Regions from separate parts of the Homo sapiens genome. Here region 2 is linked to region 1. A link is an interaction called in ENCODE POLR2A ChIA-PET data of the cell type or tissue named here. Cell type or tissue: MCF 10A. All regions are shown on one strand. Each heading gives the region's core, and the rest is flanking DNA. Links, peaks and the distances in the headings are about the cores only. Region 1 overlaps SPOCK1 (SPARC (osteonectin), cwcv and kazal like domains proteoglycan 1). Region 2 overlaps SPOCK1 (SPARC (osteonectin), cwcv and kazal like domains proteoglycan 1).

What was found. ChIA-PET counts read pairs that join two places held together with the same protein. Peaks named below come from ENCODE experiments on the same cell type or tissue, not always from the same donor. Only the 100,000 strongest peaks of a DNase experiment are listed, where the experiment ranks them.
Region 2: POLR2A ChIA-PET joins it to region 1 with 5 read pairs; 2 of 35 experiments call an interaction of 5 or more read pairs at or near these places.

What each region holds. Positions count from the first base shown.
Region 1 is chr5:137,428,057-137,438,400 of GRCh38, reverse strand. All of the region lies in intron 2 of SPOCK1 (SPARC (osteonectin), cwcv and kazal like domains proteoglycan 1), which reads left to right. Among named protein-coding and RNA genes, the nearest start is that of SPOCK1, 66 kb to the left of the region's middle. In MCF 10A, for the core only: no CTCF peak of the experiment used is centred there; no DNase peak of the experiment used is centred there.
Region 2 is chr5:137,141,190-137,150,797 of GRCh38, reverse strand. The region is part of intron 3 of SPOCK1 (SPARC (osteonectin), cwcv and kazal like domains proteoglycan 1); the gene reads left to right. Among named protein-coding and RNA genes, the nearest start is that of SPOCK1, 350 kb to the left of the region's middle. RefSeq lists an enhancer at 4,135-5,334. In MCF 10A, for the core only: no CTCF peak of the experiment used is centred there; DNase peaks (open chromatin) are centred at 7,907 and 8,797.

The DNA of each region.
Region 1 (10,344 bases), core at 3,860-6,359:
TCTATTAGGCAAGGTGTCACCCTTGGGCATTCCTCTCCCTTTCCCATATCCCATTCATCTGCAAGTCCTCTCATTTTATCTTTCATTATATTAATCCAAATATATCTTGAACTCATCTACTCCCATCCAGTTTCCCATCTCTCCTTGAGGGCAGACCGCCATCATCTCCTGCCTGGACCTGTGCAGGAGCCCCCAGTTTCTGGTCTCCCTCCCTGCTCCCTACTTCTTCCCTCACTGCCCCCTTACCTCTCCCTCCCTTCTCTTCTCTTTAAAAAAGCTCATAATGTATTCAGCCTAAAAAAGGAAAGAAATTCTGACATATGCTAAAACATGGATAAACCTTGGGGCCATTATGCTAAGTGAAATGAGCCAGTCACAAACAGACAAATACTGTTATGATTCTACTTATATGAGATACTTAGAGTAGTCAGAATCACAGAAACAGAAATTAAGGTGGCAGTTGCCAGGAACTGGGTGGGGAGAGGGAATGGGGAGTTACTGTTTGATGGGTATAAATTTCAGTTTCTCAAGATGAAAAAGTTCTGGAGATTGGCTTCAGGGAATCGACTTAACACTACCAAACTGTAGACTTAGAAGTGGTTACTATAGTTTACAATAATCTGTACATTTCAAAAGAGCTAGAAGAGAATAATTTGAATGTTTCTAGCATATGTAAATGACAAGTATATAAGGTACTAGATATCCCAAGTACACTGATTTGATCTTTACAAATTATATGAATGTGTTAAATTATCACATGTATTCCATAGCTTTGTACATTTATTATACATCAATTAAAAATTGTTTTAAAAAGGTTAAGATGGGAAAGTTAATGTATATTTTACCACAATTTAAAAAAACTACAGGATTTCTTTTAGAGGTGATAAAAATGTTCTAAAATCCATTGTGGTGATAGTTGCACAACTCTACTAAAACCCATTGTGCACTTTAATTGGGTGAATTGTATGGTATACGGATGATGATCTCAATAAAATTGTTAAAAAACTTAATCTCTTTTATTGCAAACCTGCTTTATAATATCCATCAGGGCTGACCTCTGTTTCCTCTGTGCTCCTCTACAGGGATTCAGAGATGGTTTTCATGAAGAGATATCTCTGTCTTGGCTCAGCTCCAAAGGCTAGTCATTTCTGTCCCAAACTGAAGTTCCCTAGAAGGACTTTGGTTTGGTTGTACCCACCTCTTGGGATGAGATGGAGGATGAGGAGTGGCGGGAAAGTGTACCATGATGGCAGAACTATCAGAGGTAGTTGTGTGATTATTTTAAGATGATTTTTTATTCTTTGAAAATATAAAATTGGCACTGAGCATGAAAGAACAATTGTGAGTCTGCTACACAGTGTAGCCCACCCAGTTCTGTCCTGATACTAGGGCTTTCGGACCCATTCGTCACTCATTCATTCCGGAAATGTTGGGCCCTCTCTGTCAGACCCTAAAGAGAGACAGGCACATATTTCATGATGTGATGTTGAAATTCAGGCATACAATCTCAGACTTTCTTTGCTTGGTGTAGTTTACTTAGGAGTAAAAATGTATAAAACACACAGGAATAGCATAACAGGAAATGTTACAGAATCCTTATGAGGAAAATCACAAAAATTTACTGAATGACATAAAAGGAGACTTCAATAAAGGGAGATATGTGCTGCCAGTTTCTCTCTGTGTGATAAAGATGTCAGTTCTTTCCAAAGTAATGTATCATTTCACCCCATTCCAATCAGCATCTCAGCTGGGGTTTTCTTTCTTTCTTTCTTTTTTTGGATTGTGTCAAATTATTCTCAAATATGAATATGCTAGCTGGAATTGCCAAAAAATTTTTGGAAATGATGCATAATAGAGGAGATTTACATTTCCAGATATAAAATGTACTCAAATGATGCTAATTAAGACCACGTGGTTATTATTGCAGGAACATGCCAGTAAGTGGAACAGAATAGTCTAGAAACAGAGCCTAATGTGAAAGAGGGTTTAGTACATGATGGAGGGAAAGGATGAATTATTTAATATATTCTAAGTTAACTATTTGGAAAAAATGGGATTAGAGCCTTTCCTCACCCTATATACCAAAATAAATTTTGATTTGATGCAAAAATTTTAATAATAAAAAATGAAAAGTAGGAAAAATTGTGGTTAACTCTGACATTAGGGAAGTCAACAGAAACAAAATATCACTGGAGGAAAATGACTCATTTCTCCATACAGAATTAATATATATATAGTTTTTTGAGACAGAATCTCACTCTGTCACCCAGGATGGAGTGCAGTGGTGTAATTCTGGCTCACCGCAACCTCCACCTCCTGGGTTCAAGCAATTTTCCCTGCCTCAGCCTCCTGAGTAGCTGGGATTTACAGGCATGTGCCACCAACACTCGGCTAATTTTTACATGTTTTAGTAGAGACTGGGTTTTGCCACGTTGCCCAGGCTGGTCTTGAACTCCTGACCTCAGGTGGTCTGCCTGCCTCAGCATCCCAAGTGCTGGGATTACAGGTGTGAGCCACCGCGCCCAGCTAAAATTAGTGTTTTAATAAGTAAAAAAACTCCCCCAAGAAATTAAAATTAAGATGCTGGTAAAAAAAAAAATCTAAGAAAAACACATGCAACAAAGCATTAATTTTGTTAATATAGAAATAAGAACAACACTAAAACCTTAGTGGGAAAATTGGTGAAGGCAGTAAGATGGCAATTAACAGAATAAATACAAATAGCTAATAAACACGAAAAAAATCTTAAGCCTTTCAATGCCTCCCACTTTACTTAAAGAAATACATTTTATAGGATGGCTTATATGTGCCCCTTAAGAAAATCATGTTTTCAAAGAACTCTTAATATCCTAAGGAAATGAGTTTAATATGAAGTGGAAACAACAGGAGACAAAATAGTGTATCAAAAATCTGTAAAACAGAGAAACATACAAAAAAATTGGTAAGAAATTCACTGAAAGTTAAGTAATGCTGTTGGAAAGGAAAGAAAAGAGTTTTAAATTTGAGCTATTTATTATACCATTGGTAGAAATGTAGATTGGTATAACTTTTAGATAAATCAATTTGGCAGGTCTTATTAGAACTTTAACGAGTCAATGAATGCCATCCCAAGAGTTTATTTTTGAGAATTCTCTTAAGGAATTAATTAGAGATGCAACCATAGGTTTATCTATGTGAATGTAAGTCAGTTTATTGATGAAAGTTTAAAAATTGGGAACAAGCTATAAATCCAGCAATGAGAGGTTACTTAAAGAAATTAAATGTACTTGATATCATGTTTAATGGTAGAACAAGATGTAAGATTATAAATATAACATGTTCGCATTGTGATAAAAGTATGTAAGCTTAGAAATGACATTGGAAGTAAGTGCAAAATGTTAATTGTGATCATATGTGGTTAGTGGGATTGTTGGAAATTTTAATTCTTTTTGTTTCTTCATGTTTTCCATATTTTCTTCTTTGAACATTTATTACTTTTATAATCAGAATCTTGCTTCATAGAATACTTATTATTTAAGCAAACAATTCATTGATATTTCAGGAATTATACAAATTCTGTAGGCTACTGATATTTACCAGTTAACATTCTTAAGAAATGGAGGCCGGGCGTGGTGGCTCACGCCTGTAATCCCAGCACTTTGGGAGGCCGAGGCGGGCAGATCACGAGGTCAGGAGATTGAGACCATCCTGGGTAACACGGTGAAACCCAGTCTCTACTAAAAATAAAAAAAAAATTAGCTGGGCGTGGTGGCGGGCGCCTGTAATCTCAGCTACTAGGGAGGCTGAGGCAGGAGAATGACGTGAACCCAGGAGGCGGAGCTTGCAGTGAGCCGAGATCGCACCATCGCACCATGCACTGCAGCCTGTGTGACAGAGCGAGACTCCATCTCAAAAAAAAAAAAAAAAAAAAAAAAAAAAAAGAAAAAAAAGAAATGGAGAAGGGAAATCTTTTTCTCAATCACTTTTAAGGATTTGTACCTACTTCCTTGAGATCTAATATAGTTTGAGTGTGAGACCTGAAAGGTAATAGTAGGAGAGTCCCCATTTATCCTGCAGATCTATCAAAGATCATTGGAATGGGGGATGTTTTTTAGGAGTTGAGGTAAATTCTATTGTGAAGGACTGAAGATCAATAAAGAAATGTCTCTTTTTTCCCCAAATGACAGCTGAGGAAGAAAGATAGATCATTACTCACTGCCTATTTGGAGGCTGTTCACGAACTGCTTTTAAAAACCAGTGTTCGGTTCAGCAACTTTGCCATTTCTTCAGATGGTCAGTTTTGGTGGATCTGTTTAATTAGATTTAAACATGGCATCTGTAGCCTCAATAAATTCAAATAATTAAGCTTCATGATTTCTTGTGTGTTATAAATGTCACTAAAATTGCTGTTGCAGAACAGATTATTTCTTTGGTAATTGCAATTTTTGTCATGAATTGTTTCATCACTTATAGTGATTAGAACTTTGAAATAATTCCTTAAAATGGTACTCAATTGAATACTTTTTTTTGATTGGGTCTCCTTGTCCATTTTTTTCCCCTCAATTATTTGTGCTAGTGTACTTGCCTTCCATTTAGATAAGGACATGGAAAATGCTTTCAAAGGGCACAATGCCCAGAGTTCAAGTTGTCCTGGGAGGGTAGTCTCAGTGTTCCTTTGGAAGGGAAGCTTTGTTCTAGTTGGTTGGATTCCATCTGGGAGCATGCATGATAAAGGTTTTTGGGAGGTTAGGACTGGCCTGTGGTGTCCATCAATAACCAAAGGCCTTCTGAGATGTTCGCCCGTTTGCTATGCTTCTCCATCTCTTGGGAAGTAGCCTAGACAATAGTGACATGAAAGAGGTGGTTTTGGCAGCCAAATGGGGCCTGCCTCTCCTGAGCATCAATGCTAGACATCTGGAGGATTCTACAGATCTTCCTATCTGCTGGTCAATGATTGAATTGACAATTTTGACAACTTGATGTGTGCTAAGAGAGTCCTAGGTGCTGTGGATGCAAACACATCTTTATCTCCTGCCCTCCTCCATGAAATAAAGACATGGCTTCTCTGCCTAGTGAACTGGCTATTGTCTTTTCTGTTCACCCTAATGTACAGTTCCCTCTAACCAAACAAGATGCTCTGCTGTCTCTGCTCACATTGCTGCTATTTCTACCTGGAATCATCTGTAACACTCCTTCTGTTTCAGCAATAAAGGTTCTGGTTTTTCAAGTCCAGCTCCATTTCCGTCTCTTCTTTGGAACTTTCCTCAAACCCCAAAGCCAGAAGCAGTGGCTTTGCTCTCTGAAGATTCTGCATTTGTCTTCAAGGCAGGTGCTACATCTTACCTTGTAGTGTGGCTATTTGTGAACATCTTTTTGCCTTCCACAGGGCAGGAAACCATTTGACTTACCTTTGGTTTCCTAGAGAAAGAAGTAAATATGCTTGTTTGCTGCATGGATGAAATGCCTTTTAGATATGTTCATCTAGGACAAATATGCAATGGGGGCAAGCATTTCAGCATTTGACCCAGGGTTGTACCCAGCCAGTGGTATTGTCTGACAACTTACCGAGTTACTGAAAACTCAGTAAGATGATAATATCAGTATTAGGATCAGTAATGCAGGTCATCATTTTATTTCATTTTTATTTTAAAAATTTATTTAAAAATGCAATAAAATATAACATAAAATTCACTATTTTAATCTGTGAACTTCTGTGGCATTAAGTATATTCACATTGTAGTGCAACCATCACCACTGTCTAGCTCCAGAATTTTTTTCGTCTTGCATAATGGAAGCACTGTTCTCCTTTTCTCCCAGCCCCAGGCAACCACCATTCTACTTGCTGTCTCTGTGAATAGTTTGACTACTCTAGGTGCCTCACATAAGTCAGGCAGGAATCCTAACAGCATCTGTCTTTGTGTGTCTGGCTTATTTCACTTAGCATAATGTCTTTAGGATTCATTCATGGTGTGTCATATGTCAGAATTTCCTTTTTTTATGGCTGAATAATATTTCGTTGTATTATATACTACATTTAAAAAATCTTTTCACTGGTCAGTGGACACTTGGGTTGTTTCTACCTTTTGGTTATTGTGAATAATCCTGCCATGAGCATGGGTATACAGATATCTTCTCCAGTCCCTGCTTTCAGTTCTTTTGGGTGTATATCCAGAAGTGGAATTGCTGAGTTATATGGTAATTCTATGTTTATCTTTTTGAGGAACCTCAGTGCTGTTTTTCCATAGCAGCTGCATCATTTTACTCTCCCATCAGTGGTGCACAATTTTTCCATATCCTCATACCAACACTTGTTATTTTCTGGGTTCGTTTTTGTTTTATGTAATAACCATCCTAAGGGGTGTGAAGTGGTATCTCATTGTGGTTTTGATTTGCATTTACTTAATGATTATGGTTATTATCTTTTCATGTGCTTATTGGCTGCAGTTTATCATTTGAGTAGTTATTTATCTAGACATTGCACAAAAACTCTTTACATGCACTGTCTTAGTCCATTTTGTGTTGCTGTGATAGAATACCAAAGACGGGGCAATTTATAAAGAAAAGAGGCTTATTTAGCTCATAGTTCTTCAGGCTGGGAAGTTCAATGGCATGGCCTTGGTTTCTGGTGAGAGCTTTTAAGTTGCATCATAACATAGTGAGAAGGTCAAAGGGGAAGTGGACACATGCAAAGAGACAAAACACAAGGGACATCCTGGCTTTGTAACTATCCACTCTTGCAGGAACTAGTACATTTTCCTTGAGAAATAATCCAGTCTTGCCAGAGGAAGAACTCACTCACTACCTCCAGAATGGCACCAAGCCACCCACCAGGGTGAGACCCTCATGACCCAAACACTCCCCACTGGGTCCCACCTCCCAACACCACCACACCGGGGATCAAATTTAGACATGAGTTTTGGTGGGGACAAACAAACCATATCCAAATCATGGCATATACCATCTCACTTATTCCTAACAGCAAGCCTGTGAAAAAGGCAGTTATAGTATGTTCATTTCATGGAAGATGGAAACAGAACTCTGAGCAGTTAAATAACTTGTCCAGCCCCACGCAGCCAGTGGGTGACTGAGCTGGTACACAAACCCAAGTGTGTCTAGTTCAAAGGCTGTGTGCTTAATCATCTCCTGAACCATGCATTCCAAGACTGTTTGGCTGTAGGTAACAGAAAACCTCTCCTACACTGATTTAAAGAATGAGGAGTTTGTTTTTCTTACTTAATAACTAGTCTGAAGGGCTATAGCTGCTGTCCTTGCCTCATTAGCTCAACAACATCAGAGCTAACATCTGATTCTCTGGGTCTTTCCCGTATGGCTCCCTCATTGCTTCCTGTTTGTGGGGTGGCTGTTACAGCCCCAAACATTACACCTAGGATGAAGATGGGGAGAAGAAATAAGGGCCAAACTAGCTTGGACTGTCTTTATAAAAAATTAAAGCAAAAGCTTTCATAGAAGCCTCTGAACAGATTTCTACAGACATCGCTGTGGCCAGAACTAGATCATGTGATGACCCCTCAGTGTAAAGAAGGCAAGTGGATGGGTGACTCTGCCATCTCTGCAGTGAAAGGCAGCAAGGGAAAAGGTGTTTGCCGTGGCTTTTGGGCAGCCACTCAACAGTCAGTTACGGTATACATTTCTGGAGGAATCCAGGGTTTATTTTTCCTTAATTAGAATTCTAAAGCCAAAATGAGAGTGATTAAGTTCCTCTGCCGCATTTTAACTGGAAACAAATTTTATGTCAAAATCTTCTCCAACCAAGGAAGACATATACAAAGATAATGAAAATACCAGGAGAGGTGGATAAAAGGTTTAAGTCCAATCACTTAGTAGATTGTAAAGGACTATGCAAATGTAGTTTTGCTAGGCTGGGAGCTTCCTGGGGCAGAGGCTGTGTCTCATCATTGCTGAATCCCCAGGGTCTAGCACAGGGCCTGAAACATCATGGGCAAAATAAATAGGTGATTACAGAATTGGCTGAAGCATCATTTTAATATGCCAGTGGTAGAAAAGCTTCCAGGACACCCAGCTGTCCTGGATGAAGGAAGAAGCTGTCTGTGAATTGCGGAGTATGAGCTGGGGTGATGGATAGTCTTTTTGCCCACCTGTGAATAGAGCCTTTGGTATATTCTATAATAATGCTATAGGTAGGTTTAAATCTAAATTTAAATTCCAAGTAAATACACTGTGGCAGAAATCAGCCAGCAATGTCATCTTTTTAAGATGGATCACCTGCCATGTGGCTCTGTGTGCTAGAATGTTGAACACACCTCTGTGTAGTAAGATTAGTATCATGTGTTTATCATCCTCATCAAACGCTGTTTACCAGCTGCCTGGGGGAGCAGCAACTGCTCAATATGAAATGCTCTCCTGCCTTCCCAAGTACTTGCTATTCTGGCCTGGATTGAGGTGGACACACAGGAATTGAAGACACACTTCACAAGGTGTCCTAGAACAGCCACGTCTCTGGAGAGACCACTCAGGCCAGATTCTACACCAATCATAGTGTACACATCAGCTTGCTTAATTTCTGCCATAGTGTTGTAAGATTTAAGTGGTCAGTCCATCCAGGATTTGAATAGAGATCTCTGGTCTCCACAGTTTAGTTTTTCTCCTCTCTTTTGGGTTATAGATGGATTGATCTCTTGGGTCTACAGTGACTTCAGTATCAGTATGGGCTAAGGATTGAACTGTGGATTAAGAGTCCAGGGTTTAATAAACCACAGCTCTGCCAAAGAAGACAAGGCTTTGGGAAATCCCCTTTCCTTTTCTAGGCCTCAGTTTATTCTTCTCAGTTCATGTGGGCATGCTGAATGTGCTAAGCCAAATCATACTTACTGATTGCCTACTATGAGCTAGGGAATGCACTGGCTCTGAGGCCGTTGTACTGAGCATGTTGAACTTGTTTCTGCCTTCATGGAGCTTACATTCAGCAAATGTGACAGCCATTAAACAAATACTTATCCAAGTAAGTAGTAATTACAGTGGTGGTAAGTGCTGTAAAGGAAAGTATAATATAATGTATTATGTAATGAGAGACCTGATATAATGGGGGTGGGGGTGAGCTGGAAACATTTCACAGAGAAAGTTCTGCCTTAAACAGAGATGAAGGGTACATGTAAGTTTTCTGTGGGATTATGTTTTGCGGGATATGTGATCCCAAGGGGCAGAGTCACGTCTATTTCCAGAGACACAGCAGCCTGAGAAAGCAGAATCCTGCTGCATTTCAGGAACTGAAAGGAGACCAATCTGTGGGAAAACAATGAGTGAATAGGAGAAAAGCAAAGACTGCTGGAAAAGTAGGCAGGGCCCAGATCCTCACAGCATCATGAAAACCATGTGGAAATTTTGGTATTTATCCAAAGAATAAAGGGAAACCACTCAAGGTAGGGCGAGAGTACCATCATCAGATGTAAGTCTGTAAAAGATCATTCTTCTTGCAGGATGAAAACAGGTTGGGGAAGAACAAGGGCACTCAGGTTGGAGGGAGTTCCATCAGTCCATGCGAGAGAGCTGTTATTGGCTTGGATGATGGCAGCAGTGGAGATGGAGAGAAGCTGAAGGGCTTGAGAGAAACTCAGGAGGCAGAATGGATAGGATTTAGTGTTTTACTTTAAGGTGGAGGAATTAGGAAGAGGGAGGTGTTAGGACAACTCCCATAATTCTGGTTGTCTGTCTTTGCGGGTGGGTGGGCTAGAGGCCAGTGAGGAGAGCCAGAGGGGACCCACAGTTTGGCAGCAGGACATTGAGGGAGAACTTAATGCCTAACAGGGATGAACTAGTGCTTCTGGAAAGCTTATCTGAGGGAGAACGCAACATTTCCATTCAGTGAGTAGACAGAGTCTACAAATTTTCCAGGGAAAGATGCAGAATGAAAATGGTTGACACAAACAGTGAAAGGAAGTTAGATTCCATGAGGTCCAGCAAACCATGAGTAACTCCAGGAAGAGTCGGTGGAGTTGCCTTGAAGGACAGGTTGGGGACTGGCTCTCCCATGGCCATCTCGCCTGGTTGGTTGGCTGTGATTGCCTCTGAACTGGGCTTCCCTGCCTTTCCATTTTCCCTACATGACTCTCCTAGTGATGTGACTGTGTCTCAGAAACCTCTTGCTTAAGAGGTTAAAAGGCTGAATGAAGGTTCTTTGTTGTATAAAGGATACAGTCTACCCTCTCAGTCTCTCTCCTACTACTGTCCTCTCCACTTTCTCCTTCCTTCACACATTCTAACTTGTTTTTAACCTGAGTCCAGCCAGGTTACAAAGAGATTGGTATGTCTACAGTGGCCCCAGGGAGTGACTTGTGCTGGGTCATGGCTTGGCTTATCCATAGAAAGTCCTGAAGTGGACAGAAATGG
Region 2 (9,608 bases), core at 6,917-9,416, 290 kb after region 1:
CCCTACAGACTTTCCTGTTCAATTAACACCTGTCACTGCCAGGCTCTGTAGGAGAGGGCAGAAGACATTCATGGGCTGAGGATCAGAAAGCCCCAACCTTATACACCACACCTGCCTTGCTGAGCCCTGCCTGCCCATTTGTCCCCAACATACCCCTTGCCACCAAATTCCCTGGACTCCTTGTCTGCTTGGATCAACAATATTTGCCAGATTCTGTTTCCCTAACCAAGCTCTTCTTTTTTTCTAGCCTCTTACCAACAGTGCTTGAATGTGGGCCCTTAAGATACCTTAACAATTAAGCTCTGTGACTCTTCAATAGTGACATTTCAAAGCCCACAGAGCTTCTCCTAAAACAAAAAGAGCATGAGCGTAGGTTTGTGTACAAGGCTCTGTTGTGTGAACCTAGTGCCCAAAACTTAGGAGAGGAAGAGGATTTTCATCCTTTATTCCCAGCCCTTACTATCTGTGGGTAGAGACAAGGCAGAGTACAGCTCTACTAGAGAGGCATGAGCTACTTGTTTGTTGTAGGGTGGCTTCATCAGTGGTGTGGATGTGGTTAGTCAGCAGAAGTTTTCGGGACAAAGTGGACCCCATGCTTGATGTTGAAAAGCTTTAATGTTTCTTCTTATAGAGTTTACCATTTTGAGATTGGAAAGACTGAACAGAATTATGGCTCCAGGATCTTGTGTTTCTGAAGTGTCCAGGGTCCCTTGCCCTTGGTGGACATCCATTTTCTGTATTTTAGGAGCAAGCTAAAAAGAGCTGGTAAAAGCCATGAGGATAATAAATGAGCATGAACTGTGCGCCAGGCCCTGTGCTAGAAAACCTTCATGTGTTATCCCATCAGATCCTCACAACATCTCAGTAAAGTGGATCTGTTTGCCTGCAACTGAATCCTAAAGAGTTGAGTAACCCATCAAGATACCTCATAGGCAAGAAGTGGCAAAGCTGCCTCTCTCCTCTCAAACTTACATCTCTCCGAGCCAAATGCTTTGGGTTCTTATCTTCTAGGTACACTAAAAATTTGGCAGAAATTCTTGGAGTTGCTGAGTTTCCCAATCCTTACATGATCAACAACCATGGCTGCTGAATAATGTCAGAATAATCAGCACCAAAAGAGTTAATTCTCTGGATGTCTTTGGCCTGGGAAAAGCTCCATGTTTTTATAGAAATTTTAATTGCATTAAAGTGAAGCACAGGTACAAAAGATAGACTGTGTGAGCCACAGTGATCTTTTAAGTACACTTTTTTCCAGGAAATATTTGATTTTTACTATGCTTTTTATGCCCTCTTATTCTCTTAGGTTATAGAATTGGTTCTTTTGTATTTTGAGTAAATCTCTCTCCTTTGTTCATAAATGTCTTATGAATAATTTATGTCAATTATAATGAAATAGAACCCAAATACCTTTACTATTATAGCATTTTAATAAATTCTGGCCATTGTGATGGATGAGAAGGTGAAGACTTCTCTGTGGATGATATCTTTTTCTCTACTTAGAGGCCAGGCCATTCTCAGCTCCTGTTGCCTACACTGCCCTGTCCCATGCTGCGCTGGGCTTCATGCATCTCCCCATTAGCAGTGTGGAACATACGCACACTTCACAGAAACCCCTCACGGAAGGAACCACAGTCAGTTCACCTGGTCACTATTGTTTCTTAAGTCAGAGGGAGTTAAGTTCACAGGACAGCAGCATTGCCTTTAAAAGCAGCTCGCACTTTTGTATTCATTATAAAAGTAATACAAGCTTATTAAGATAGCCAGCAATTTGGCTTTGATTTCTGATAGCTCAATCTTTTTTTTTCACAGGAAGTCTTTTTTTATGAGGTCTTCTGGGTAACATGAATCTTGGGGAAGGTGGACAGAGGGGTGTGATACATTGCTGCTTGACACTTTAATCATCACCTTTATCCCCATCAGAAGTTATTTTCATTAGTGGCTTAGTGGCTTCAAGTATCAGCCTTGGTGTGAGACTCGCCAAGATTAAAATCCAGGCTCACTGGCTGTGTGACCACAAACAGGCTTAACATTTCTCTGTCAGTTACCAGTTGGTAAATTAAGAATGATCTGATCTCTGTATCAGTTTCTTTATTGTTGAATTAGGATAATAGTACATTATTCTATAGTTGGTCGTTGTCATTGTCTCCATGTCAGCCCCCTAATTGGGTGACAGAGTATGTAATGTTCTCCCTCCCCTTCCTTTCTATTTAATTCCCCCTTTCCTTCTACTTCCTCTTTCCACTCCCATCACACTTTCAAAGGGAAATCAATTTCTTGATGGAAATGCTGAGTGAGGGTCCTTGTCAGAGCAGCTGGGGAGCAGGGAAAATGTGAGATGATAGCTTTGAGAAGGGAGGCTTGGCTGCCCAGGCTAATAAAATTTTGTGGTTGTTGATTTTATGACACACATTTCCACAGCTGCTCTGGCAGACCCCTCTTAACGCCTTCTTTTCTAATGATCAGGACATGTAAATTACCATGTTGGGCTTATCAGTGGTTGCTCATAATGTCTTGCTTTGCATGTGAGCAGAGGGGCCAAGCAATTCCCAGACACTCTCAGTAGTGGGTAGTCCTTAACTCCTTCATCTCAGAGACACATGCCAAGATCACCCAGGGCTGGACACCTGCTCTGGACCCTGGCCATGGTCATGGCTTGTCATTGTCTCCTTGCTGCAGACAGGATATGAGATAGAGGGCAATCAGGAGAAACTGAGGGCCCTGGTCTGTGAGTGGGGCAGAGGCTGTGGCTGTCCGGAGAGGAAGGGTAGGGAAGGGAAAGGCGCTTCTTTTGGAAGAAGGCAGGTCTGGTTCTGAGTACTGGCTTTGCCATTAAGGCTTTATGGTGCTGGGAAGTTACTTTACCGTTTCAAATTGGTTTTCTCATCTTCAACTTGCCTTTTCACTTAATTTATCATAAATATCTACCTATGTTACCAAATATAGATCTACTAGTTTCTGTAAAATAGTTGCATGATGTTTAAAAAATGTATTATGTTATTAACTAAACCATTTCCCTACAGTTGGTGTTCTGGATTGAATGTTTTTATCCCCCTCAAATTCCCACGTTGAAGCTCCAATTCCTAGGATGTCTGTATTTGGAGAGGGGGCCTCTAAGAAAGTAATTAAGGTTAAAAGAGGTCCAAAGAGTGGAGCCCTGAGCTGATAGGATAAGTGTCCTATAAGAAGAGACACGAGAGAGGGCTGGCTCTCTGTCTCTCCAAGTGCTTGCATCGAGGAAAGACCATGTAAGGACGTAGCAAAAAGCTGGCTGGCTGCAAGCCAGGAAGAGGGCCCTCCTAGAACCTCACCTTACTGGCACCCTGATCTCAGACTTCTAGTCCCCAGCACTGTGAGAAAATAAATTTCTGTTGTTTAAGCCACCAGTCTGTGGTACTTTCATTATGGCTGCCCGAGCAGACTAACACAGATGGACATTCAAAGTGTTATAATTTTCCCTTATTACAGATTATTAAGATGAACATTTTTGCCTAATATGTTCACTTGCTGGGTCATAGGATGTTTCTTTTTTCCCTTTTCTCTTGTTATAATTTTTATGTATACCAAAATGTTGAGAGGATACTATAAACTGCTATACACCCATCTACCTACATTTAACAATTGTTATCATTTAAGGGCACAACCAAAAAATTGACCCCCAAAAAAGGCTGTTATCAATTTATAACCCTCTCCCCCACCTCACACACACACATACACAAATAATGTAACAGAGAAGATGCTTTTATCTTTGACACAGAAAGAAGTCCCCAGGACCTCAGTTTAAAGGGGAAAGAAAAGGTCTCTTCCCAGGAGGGCTATCTTTGGTCAGACTCATCTTTCTCTCCTCTGCCTCTTTGTCTCTGTCTGTCCTGTGTCCCTCCCCACCAATTCCCCAATCCTTAAATGCATGAGTCCAACCTTTATGCCACTCTGCTCTCTGCCCTATCCAGGCACATGTCTAATAGGCCCTTTGTTTGGCCTCGGAGAACTTGGCCAGCCCCTTGAATATGAAAGGAAAGAATTGTGAGGAGGCTTTCCAAGCTGCCATTCTTCTCTGGTTACAGCAAAAATCCTATGGGCAGAATCTTCTATTTTATATTCTGAGAGGCTCTGTCGTCAGCTGGTGAACAAGCCTCTCTGGAGACAAGGGAGGCAAGATGCATGCACGGGTTACCATGGGGACAGACAAGCTGCAATAAATGTTCCTGCTCATAGCTTGACGAGGTTTTCACAGTTTGGTGTAATTTCTTTGTCAGTCGTCCATTAAGTCACTCCTAATGAATCACTGGGAGTGTCTGCTCTTCACGTGAACCTTGGGATCGCATGACTCAGGCAGAGAGCAGTCTTAAAAGCAACAGCGAGACAACAAGGCATCTTTAACTGGTGGACTTTTTGCAAATCGAGTGGCCTCTGGCCTGAGGAAGATTCTGGAACTCACCAGAGTGGGCCAGGAGTTCAAGCTGCTGTTTTAGATTAATCTTTTGCTTACTGGTCTCAACAGGTATCTTGTGCCTCCCGGAATCCTGTGTGGCTTGGTGTTCCTGGGGAGAGGGAGGAAGGAGGTTCCTGGCAGGAGAAAAGGGGTTCTAAGAGTTGACCACTGGGCCTTTCAGCCCTGATGTCCTCTGTCATTTGGCGGACGAGAATATATGTAGTGTGTCTGTTCTTACTAAGTGCCACTTTCTACATAAAATGCATATTTAGGGTTCCCTCTTCCTGCCCCTCTCCCCCGACTTTAGTCTGGTCACAGGTTCTTGCATGCTGGGTTGAAGGCACTGTGGAACTCAAAGGCCCTGGCTCCCCAGCATGGTCCCTGTGGCTCCAAGGCCCTTCAGGACCAGGCTCAGCCTCTTCTCCAGCCTTTTTACTCACCGGCTTGCTCCAACTGCTGCCAGCCTCATGAAACACTTGAATTCCTTAAGCCTGCCACAAACTTTCTTACCCCTGGAAAGACAACTTCCTGTTATCTGGAGTGTTCTTCCTCATCCTATTATCTGGTTTAAACCTACTTTTCCATAGATGTCAGTCTGTCCAGGAAGTCTCACCTGACCCCCTGAAAGGCTGAATTAGGTACCTTACCTGTCTCACCTGTCTCCTATGTTCAACGGTGAACCCCTGGAGAGCTGGAAGAACATCTTTTTGCTCACCTCTTTGTATTCACCTTTAGCCTGCAGAAAGATTCTTCACGCTGAATGATACTCTGTAAATATTAATTGAATAAACACAAATGTGTGTGATTTCCCCCAGGTGAGGAACCCTTTGGGCCACCCCACAAAATGGAACCTTCTTCTCATCTGAGCATCTCTGAGGTGGTATCAAGCTCTGCTGTGCTAGGTGTCATGACCCTTTGCCAATTAGCCTATAGGATGTGCTCAAGAAGAGTGCAAAGGCTTGATTCAGGATTTTAAAATCAATGTAGCTAATTAAAAAATAACTCGTTGAACTGAAAAACAAGTTCAGAAACAATTAAGATAATTAAAATATCACCACCTTAATTGAGACCAAGTAGTGAGCTTAAAAATAAAATTAATCAAAAAAAGTTACATGGAACCAGTAATTAACTGGCTTTTGAATTCAATGCTTTACAGCTTAACAAATCTCTTTAAATTAATTCATTCTTGGTTTGTTCCTTGAGAAAGGTTTCTGTAAAAAGTCATTTTGAAAAAAATAATTGGATTTGTGCTGGGTGCCAGTTGACTCTTGAATAGTTCTGCATATAGGTGGGAAAGATAAAATTAACCTTTGGTGGGCGCCTGCTCTGTGCTAGGGATGCTGTCCTGTTTGGGTCCACAGGAGTCCTGCAGGTTTGGTGATAGAAGAGGTAGAGAAGACACAGGGCTTTGTCATCCTCTGGGGATGTCTGCATCCTCTCACTCCTTGTATGCGGAGAGAGATTGAAACTTGGAGCAAGTCCCCAGGAAATCAATAGCACCATGACAAGGAAACTTTGAACTCTGCTCAGGGCTGTCACGCTCAGCTGCCTCTCCTACCTTCTCACCTACAGTTTCCCCTACTTATTAAAAGGCCTCTCAAATGCCACTTATTATTCGGATCTCTTATCCTTCCCTTTTCAAAGTGCAGCCACAGTCCTTTCCAGTACTGGTGCTGGGTGCCTTTCAGGAGCATCCATCACCCTGAGCCTTGAGGCTGCTAGGTAAAACGTATTTGGGAGGCCTGAGTTTAAATGGAAATGACACACTCCTCATCCCCTTTCAATCCCAGTGTTGCTGTTTCTCAAAAACAAAATGCGGCGAGGTGATTAAACAAATGCTGACAGCTTGATTTGTTACTGTTTTGTTGCTCTGTGAAGTTCATTTACTCTAAATAATTTGCATACATGTTTGAAGTATTCAGACCCCAGTAATTGATTTTTAGCAGACTTGATTTCTGTATGCAAATTGTTAAGTATGTAGGGAGTTTAATAACGAACAGTTTTTATTTATTAGTATTTTGGGTTGGAGGTTTTTTGTTTTTAAAGAAATGTTAGCTTCCAGAAGTGGAGGGTGGTCTACAGGAGTTAGCCTAAGGTAGGGTGACAGATGGCAAAACTACAGGAACAAAATTGACCAGACCATGGTTCCTTTGACTCAGTTGGGGGATGGCTGCATTCAGAGGGGGTAGGCTGAGGGCTCAGGTGTCCAGAGCTGGGCACCCCAGCCTCTGGGGAAAGATCAGGGCTGGTGACCTCATCCTGTGGGGTGTACTGAGAGGGAATCGTGGACCATCCTCTGCAGCACTGGGTAATCTGGCTGCCCCCTCCTTTTACCCAGTAAGTCTCATTCTGCCCCCAAAGCCTCTTAAGAATATGGTGCACTTGGGCCCTTGGCATGAGGTGAGCCCCGCAATCAGCTTTTTAAAGAAGATAGTAGGAGATTCTCATGCTTCAAGCATACACTGGTGAAGAGTTTGGGTTCTGGAGTCACAGACCAGGTTTGTCCTGCATCTCTCATTAGCAATTTATTTTTAAGACTTGCACATTAATAGCAGCTACCTCCTTTGGTGGCTATGAAAATTAAATGTGGTAATCCAATCAGAGTTCACTGCCTGTATGTCAAAAGCACTCAGTGAGTGTTAACTATGGTTCTTTGTTATTATGAAAACTGATTATTTACTCTGGGAAAAAAGACAAACACAAAAAACTTAATAAACACATATGAGGTGCTTAGCATGTTCCAGGTCTAAGTACTTACAGATATTAACTCATTAAATGTTCATGACAACCACCAAGCAATAGCAGGTGCTGTTATTATCCCCATTTTTACAGGAGAGGAAAGTGAGGTATAGCAAGGTTAGCAAGCAGCAGAGGCAGGGTTCAGTCCCAGAAGCTACTCTGCCTTGGAGTCCGTGCTGTTCCAGAAGCTACTCTGCCTTGGAGTCTGTGCTGTTCCCGGATCTGCTCAGCTGATTCATGATCCTTGTGATTGCACTGTCCGTTGAGACCACCCGGAGGACAGTGTGGCATGTTAACAAAGTTGGATACAGAGGCAAAAATAAGCTCAAATTCTGCCACAAAGCTTGTCATGTAGTACTGCAGATTTTGACACCCATCACCCTAGGCCAACCTGTTTTTCTCTGTCTCTGACATCCACTCAAGTGAAAATCTCAAGTTCTCTGCTGCAGCACTTGGCATCTGTTGGGGAAAATGCCTCAGCTGATAACTATGACTGGGGCTGCCTGTGGTCTAGTCCCCAGGTTTCTTGAGATCTATAAATGTCTTCATCCTGTGGTGTGTGGAAGTGTGAGAAGGGGCAATGAAGGACTGACATGTCCTGCTAAGCTGTTCAAGCAGCAGAAACGCCATTGGATGTTGTGTGTTCAGAACCCTTGAGAAACTTTCATCATTAGTGGTCATCTGGTAATCATTCTTAATTGTTGACTCAATTTTGAATGATTCTTGGAGAGTGAGTCAAAGTTGGCTGAGCTGCAGCCCCAGGGTTGGCGTGGGCGGCAGTGCACTGGGCTGAGACTGCACCAGTCTCCTGGCTTCTTATGCAGACATCCCCAGGAACCAAAAGAGTTCCACTTAGGACCAGGAAGCTCTTGCTGCAAGTTTCTGGAAGCCCCAGCCTTGGAAGACTCTGAAGGCAGACACAGGGCCCTGCCACCTGCCTTGCAGAGGTTGCCTTCAGCTTAAGAGCTCTGAGTGAATGAACACTCTGTCCCTGGGGCTCAAATCAGCCTCTCTTTTATCTCACAGCCTGTTTCTTTCTGCTAAGCTCCAAGTATCAGAGTCACATCCCTTGGGGAGTAGACTCTACCAGGTGACTCCCCTAGGACCGGGCCCTGGGTCTTATTACTTTCCAGATGGGCCTGAGAATGCAGCCTGGCTTCTGTTTACAGCTGCTGAAGCTGCGGCAGTGGAGGGAGCCAGTTAAGCTGTTCAAGTAGCAGAAATGCTTTTGGATGTTGTGTGTTCAGGACCCTTGAGAAATTCGCAGCAGGCATTTGAAGAAAGTAGTGTGCAGATTCTGGGCCTGGGCAGGAGGAGAGGAACAGTGATGTCCTCTACATGCTGAGGAGTCAGGATGGCTAAGAGTCCAGTGGTTGAGGGCACTGTGACATTTCTTTGTGTTTGTTTTGGTTTGGTTTTTTGACCATGTCATTTCTTGTAGAAGTTTTGCTATACCTGCTCAGGATGCCAATTTGTTTAACCAAATGTTTGCATGGGGAGGACATGGGGAGACATCACCTCCCCTGACTGTGGAGAGCAGTTATGAAAGATTTACTGCTTAATAGGCTTTAGGCCCCAGAGCTTGAAGATGGCACAATTGCTTTTGTTTTGCAGAGAATTCCCCGAGGCCTCTTCTGTGCCAATGATGAGCATGTGCACCTCAGCACGCAGAGCGCTGATTAGCTGAGGACCTGCTGCTCAGCCTATTCCAGGAAATGTTGCAATATATGAACTGCTGTCTTTGGAGACCCTTTCTGGAGTTACTTTGTTGGAATCAACTCCCCTCACCCCCTCTTGTCTCATTACTGCCTCCCTACAAACCACACTTAATAGTCAGATTGAGTATCTTATGATTGCCTGAACATGCCTCCCTACACTCTCTGTGCCGGTTCACTCTGACTGGATTGCATTTTCTATCTTTGCTTTTCAAAATCCTGCCCATCCTTCAAGATCCAATTCACATATTAATGCTTCACCAATCCTTGCCCTAGAAATTGATCTCCATTTTTCTCTTGGGCTCTGTTATCATTTTATATGCCCGTCATGGTCCTTATCTAATTCTGCCTTGCACAATAAATATTTATGTGTAAGCTTTTCCCCCTCCCTGTTACGTTGTAACTTTGTGCGGCACAAAACTGTCTTACATATCCTGAAGTTCTTCAAAAACTTAAAATAGGTTGTTTATGCACATAGTGTTTATTGAATGGAAGCAAAAAACTCTGTCCTCAAGGACTTTTCATAGGAAATAAGTAAACTTAGGCATGAATGAAGTCATAAAAAGCAACACCAGATTCATAACCAAAGAGGGAAAAGTAGCTCTTGTTTCTTGGATCATGTGAGATTCTAAAGGATTTTTTAAAAGTAATTCCTGCCTGAGCTGAAGATGCTGAAACTCCCAAAGCACAAAGGAATTGCTCCCCTGATGTTGAGGAAGAATGTG